Linked DNA regions of Homo sapiens: region 1 is linked to region 2. The links are chromatin loops, found by intact Hi-C in ENCODE. Cell type or tissue: right lobe of liver. All regions are shown on one strand. Each heading gives the region's core, and the rest is flanking DNA. Links, peaks and the distances in the headings are about the cores only.

The links. A loop is a pair of places that touch in the nucleus more often than their neighbours do. Peaks named below come from ENCODE experiments on the same cell type or tissue, not always from the same donor. Only the 100,000 strongest peaks of a DNase experiment are listed, where the experiment ranks them.
Region 1: a loop joins it to region 2, with 2.7 times the contacts of the local background. A loop is called at or near these places in 67 of 110 quality-filtered maps.

Annotation. Positions count from the first base shown.
Region 1 is chr16:8,862,402-8,865,310 of GRCh38, forward strand. The region is part of intron 1 of CARHSP1 (calcium regulated heat stable protein 1); the gene reads right to left. Among named protein-coding and RNA genes, the nearest start is that of CARHSP1, 5.2 kb to the right of the region's middle. RefSeq lists an enhancer at 1,826-1,985. In right lobe of liver, for the core only: a CTCF peak has its summit at 1,552; DNase peaks (open chromatin) are centred at 880 and 1,410; H3K4me3 peaks cover 911 bases; H3K27ac peaks cover 2,500 bases.
Region 2 is chr16:8,807,500-8,810,408 of GRCh38, forward strand. The region is part of intron 4 of PMM2 (phosphomannomutase 2); the gene reads left to right. Among named protein-coding and RNA genes, the nearest start is that of PMM2, 11 kb to the left of the region's middle. In right lobe of liver, for the core only: no CTCF peak of the experiment used is centred there; DNase peaks (open chromatin) are centred at 1,312 and 1,662; H3K27ac peaks cover 1,439 bases.

The DNA of each region.
Region 1 (2,909 bases), core at 166-2,665, 55 kb after region 2:
CATCATAAAGGCACTCAACAGACACGTGCCCAATACCGAGCCCTGTTCAAGGCCCCAGAGACAAAGGGCTGAACTTGAAGCCAGAGAATAAACAGTTAAATAAACATAAACCAGATCATTACAGATCCCAAAAGGGCTGTAAAGAAACAGACAGAAGGGGATAGGGGGAGAAGGGTGGGAATACACACGCTAATCAGGGTGCCTGCAGGACCCTGAACAGCAAGAAAGGGGTAGCCATTTGCAAAACGGAGGGAGGCTGTTCCAGGTATAGGGAACAGCCTGTGCAAAGGCCCTGAGGGCCCGGGTGGGACTGAGGCCAGTGGGGAAACCATGTGATGGGTGGGGGACTAGGAATGGGAGGCAGGAAAGGCGGTGGAAAGGGTAGGGCCCGCTCAGGAATCATGCCGCGTCATCATCATCATCACTGTCATTGTCACCATCGTCGTCCTCCTTGCATCTTCCATTTGTCACACCCATTTTCCCCTGGGTGAATGGCACAGACCCAAAATGGGGGCCCCCTTCTTTCTCCACCCAAGCCCCCTCAACACCCCAAGTGCACCCAATCCTTCAGAGATGCCACTGGAAGCTCATGGCCTGTAGGGGTGAGGAGTCTGAGGGCAGCACAGGGCCCCTCTGTGTCCCAAGGGCCCAGCACAGGCACTGGCACAGAGCAGGGTCTCCAGACGGTCCAGGAATGGCCACAAGGATGGCTTTTTTTTTTTTTTTTTTTTTTTTTCAGATAGGATCTCACTTGGTCACCTAGGCTGGAATGCAGTGGCGCGATCATGGCTCACTGAAGCCTCTCAACCTCCTGGGCTCAGGTGATCCGCCCACCCCAGCCTCCTGGGTTGTGGGACTACGGCCACGTGCCACCACAACCAGCTCATTTTTTGTAGAGACAGGGTTTCAATATGTTGCCCAGGCTGGTCTTAAACTCCTGGGCTCAAGCGATCGGCGCACCTTGGCTTCCCAAAGTGCTGGGATTACAGGCGTGAGCCACCACACCCAGCTTCCAAGCCTCATTCTTTGCCAGCATTAGGACCCAAAGCCCCAGCTGGCTGCCACTGCATTGGTGTGCACTCAGCACCATGCCCAGCCCAGCAGGAGGTGGCTACATTCCTGCTCACCTGATAGTGGAAGAAACTGAGGCACGGAGCAGACGTGACTAGGGGCGGGGGCAGTGCCAACTGGGAGACCCAGGAGCTTTATCCAGCCTCTCATGGCCCATCTGGGCTGAAGCCAAGCTGGGGTGGCCAGAGTAGGCCTGGCCAAGGGCCACTCACTCCCCAGTAGGCCCAGCAGAGAGGAGTGAATGGCCTCAGTGCGGGGGAGGGCCGGGCAAAGTCCAGCTGGAAAGAAAACAACTGGGGGGCGGGTAACCAGGCACCCAGAAGCCAGCTCTGAGGCCCTGGCCAGCCTCTGCTGTGTCCCCTCCACAATACACACATACACAAGGATGGGGCCACACAGCAGCCCCGCCCACCAGCACAGTCCCAGCTTCCAGCCAGCCACTGCTCTCCCAGCAATACCAGGCATGGCCTTGGAGTGTCCCCAGCAGAAGACAGGGCCTGCCCTCTGTGACTAGCCTTCAGCTCCCCACAGCTGGGGGAGGGAGGAAGGCTGCAAACAGATCCGCCACTCAGATGAGCTTCTGGCCTGCAACAAACTTCGACCAAATGTCACGACCAAGGTGTCATGACTGCCAGGCTGCATGTACATGTGTGCTCGTTTGTGCACAGGTATGTAGGTGTATGCACATGTGTATGTGTGTGCTGTGTATATACGCATGTGTACACATACATATGTGCCCACACATGGCTGTCTCTGCATCTGAGCGCATACACGTGTATGCATGCGTGAACTTGTTGCCGTCTGTATGCACACGTCCATGGAGCGGGGAGCCTCACCTCACCGCACAGCACGCTGGGCACCTGTGCTGCCACAGGGGACCTTGATGAACTCTGCCACTTCCTATTGAACCAACAGATAAGGGAGTGGGACAGACCATGACTACCACCACCACAGCAGTGTCCTGGGGCCATTCTGCTTACTACTTTACAACACTTCACACAGCCCAGCTCATTCTATCCCCATTTCACTAATGGGAGAACGGAGACACAAAGAGTCAAGTAACTTGCCCAGGGTCGCCCGGCTAACAAAGACCCTGGTGAAATACGGAGTAAGTCAGACAGCAGAAATGCTACGGAGAAAAAGCCAGCAGGGTAAGGGGGAGAGGCTGCACCAGGAGGTGCCCAGCTGGCCATGCACCCCCTTCCCCAGTCAGCCCCCAGGCTCTGATGAGTGCCCGGCCAAGGGAGGGAGCCCAGGGTGGTGGGGGCAGGAAGCCACGCCCACCCTGACTGCCCCAGGGATGGGTGTGTCGGCTGGGAGAAGGGGGCCTCGGCCGAAAATAGCCTGGGAATTTTCCGTAGGCTCTGCAGCTCCTCCTGGAAGGTTCTGGAGTTCAGCTGGGTACCAAGACTCTGGCTTTCCCAGCCCCTGCTCAGCCTGCCCGCATGTCTGGAGACTTACGGCCCAATCATGCAGCCCCCATTACCCACTCCCCAACTTCCTGCCCTCCTGGCCTGAAAACCCACCACCCACATCAATGGGAGCCAAGCAGCCCTGTGCTTACTGCAAGGAGGGCTTTAGCAGTGCTATCAGCCATTTACACTCTAGTAAGAGGGAGCTCATTGAAGGAGACTCCATTCATTTTTGTTTTTGTGAGACAGAATCTCCCTCTGTTGCCCAGGATGGAGTGCAGTGGCACAATCTCAGCTCACTGCAGACCCCCGCCCCCCAGGTTCAAGCGATTCTCCTGCCTTAGCCTCCCGAGTAGCTGGGACTACAGGCATGTACCACCACACCCAGCCAATTGTTGTATTTTTAGTAGAGACGGGGTTTCACCA
Region 2 (2,909 bases), core at 314-2,813:
TTTTGTTTTTTGAGAGAGAGGATCTCGCCCTGTTGCCCAGGCTGGAGTGCAGTGGCATGATCATAGCTCACTGCAGCCTCAACCTCCTTGGCTCAAGTGATCCTCCTACCTCAGCCTCCTGAGTAGCTGGGACTACAGGCACATGCCGCCATGCCTGACTAATTTTTTAATTTTTTGTAGAGATAGGGTCTTGCCGTATGGCCCAGGCTGGTCTCCAACTCCTGGCCTCAAGCGATCCTCCCACTTCACTCTCCCAAAATGTTGGGATTACAGGCATTAGCCACTGCCCCTGGCTTTCATAAATGTTTGGTTTGGGGACCTACCTTCTGCCATGGGTACAATTATCTCAGTTCCATTTTTAAAATAATAGTAATAATAATAATGATGAACATAAATGCCGACAGTAAATTTAAAGACTGGCAGGAAATAGACCCAAATGTTAACAGTGGCTATTTCTTGATGGTGAGGTTGCAAGTGATTTCTTTGAAATCCTTCTCATTTTTACCCCCAGTTTTCAACACTTACTATGTAACACCTTAATCATCAGGGTTGGAATTAAGTGGCAATTCAATTTCAGGGCTGGGTGTACTTCAGAGGCTGCTTCACACTATTAGGATTCATAACCTGAGCGCCTCCTGCTCAGCATCTCCAGCCAGAGTGCAGGAATGTCCCTTAGCCGAGGGGGAGGCCTGCATGAGACAGGCTGGACATGGACTTGGTTATTGTTGCAGCTGGGTAATGAGCACATGAGGACTTATCCTATTCTGTTTACTTTTGTGTGTGTTAGAAATTTTCCATGGCGAAAAGATAAAATATACAAATATCCCAGGTCAGTTCCATTTTTACTTTGGGCTGAGCACTAAGGGAGGATTTAAAAAAAAAAAAGGCATAATCCTGTCCTCAAAGAGCGTATCATTTAGCGAGGGAGAGGGATGTGGAGAGCCATAATTCCAGAACAGTAGAAGAGACCTGGTGAATCCAGGAGGCAGAACTGAGACCCACCTTGATCCACATTTGTCCACATTTGCCTGACAACACTAACTACATGCCCCACAACGGCCAGGCAGATGCAGTAAGACTTCAGAGAGCCCAGGTCTTTAGGGCGGAACTGATTGCTTAGTAAACCACCTTCAGCCTTGTTTTGGGGAAGGCTTTCTAAACTGCATCAACTTCTCTCTGTGCCTTGGAAATGAGAAGAAGAATATGTCCTTGAGTGGGGGGGCATTAATTGAGCTCTTTTTCTGATCATTAGGACCTTTAGCCCTAGGGTCACCCGGGGCACGGTCACCCGTCCCCTAGTGCCTCAGTGCTCATACACACGTGGTAGAGGACAGGCTGGGCCTCTGCCAACTCCGGGACGGCCTGGACATGGGATTATTGAGAGAGATTTTTAGGCTCGCATATTTTGTTACATCATTTGCCTCTTTCTCTGCAAGTTGAGCAAAATAGGAGAGAGGATCCAGACGATTGAGATTTTGCTGTTTTTACTTTAATGAGTATTCATTGCTTCCCAGTTTACAAAGTACCTTTACATAACTGGCATGTTTGATTTTTAACAAGGCCCTTTGGAGGTAACCAGAGCAAGTGCCATTAGCCTTTCTGTAGGTGAATAAGAGGAGGCTTGGAGAGGTGCCCAGAGCCACACAGCCTCCTAAGAGGCCACACTGACATGGAATCAGGTCATCAGCCCTGCACGTGGCATGTGGTCTCTCGGTATTTCCAATGGCCAGTGCCAGGACATCAGGTCTGTGAGATTAAAATAGTAGAAAAAGATGAGGGAAAATGTTTCATAGGGTTCCCAGGCATCAGCGTTTAGAACTGGAAGACACTTTTCACTGCATAGTTTGTCAGAAAATGCTTAAATTTCATTGGTCAGAATGATATCTAGCTTACAAGTTATCTGAACTTTTAAGAAACTGGGTGGTTTTCTTTTTTTGGTTGTGGGGTTTTTGTTTGTTTGCTTGTTTTGTTTTTTTTGAGACAGAGTCTGTCTCCCAGACTGGAGTGCAATGGCATGCTCTCAGCTCACTGCAACCTCCGCCTCCCGGGTTCAAGCGATCCTCCTGCCTCAGCCTCTCAAGTAGCTGGGACTACAGGCATGCGCTACCATGTCCCGCTAATTTTTGTATTTTTAGTAGGGACAGGGTTTCATCTTGTTGGCCAGGCTGGTCTTGACTCCTGACCTCAAGGAATCCGCCCGCCGCAGCATCCCAAAGTGCTGGGATTACAGGTGTGAGCCAAAGAAACTGTTTTCAGACTCAAACTGGAAACCGTGGAAAAAAACTCTTTGTTTTTTGTTTTTTATTTTTTGTTTGTTCGTTTGTTTTTTGAGACGGGGTCTCCCTCTGTTACCCAGGCTGTAGTGCAGTGGTACGATCTTGGTTCACTGCAGCTTCCACTGCCCGGGCCCAAGCAATCCTCCTGTCTCAGTCTCCCAAGTAGCTGGGAATACAGGCATGTGCCACCATGCCCGGCTAATTTTTGTATTTTTTGTAGAAACGGGGTTTTGCCATATTGCCTAGGCTGCTCTCAAACTCCTGAGCTCAAGCCATTCACCCACCTTGGCCTCCCAAAGTGCTGGGGTTAATAGGTGTGAGGTACCGCGCCCAGCCAAAAGAACATCTTTAAACATCGTCATTTGAAGTGACTAAACTAATGTTAGCTTCTCATTTTCTGTGATCAAATCAAACATTTAGGAGCTGTCTGCTACTGGGTAAATTGAATTTCCTCAGTTATTACTGAGGCTCGTTGGACAATTCTCAGAGCCTTTTTCTGTGTAGCTTTGCTTGGTACTATCAGTCTGTTCAGAAGCTCCGTAGCAAAATAGATGTCTGGTACATGTATTTTCAAACTCTTCTAGGAAATGACTGCTGTTGCCAGTGCTGGAAATCATTTTCATAGCTCTTTAT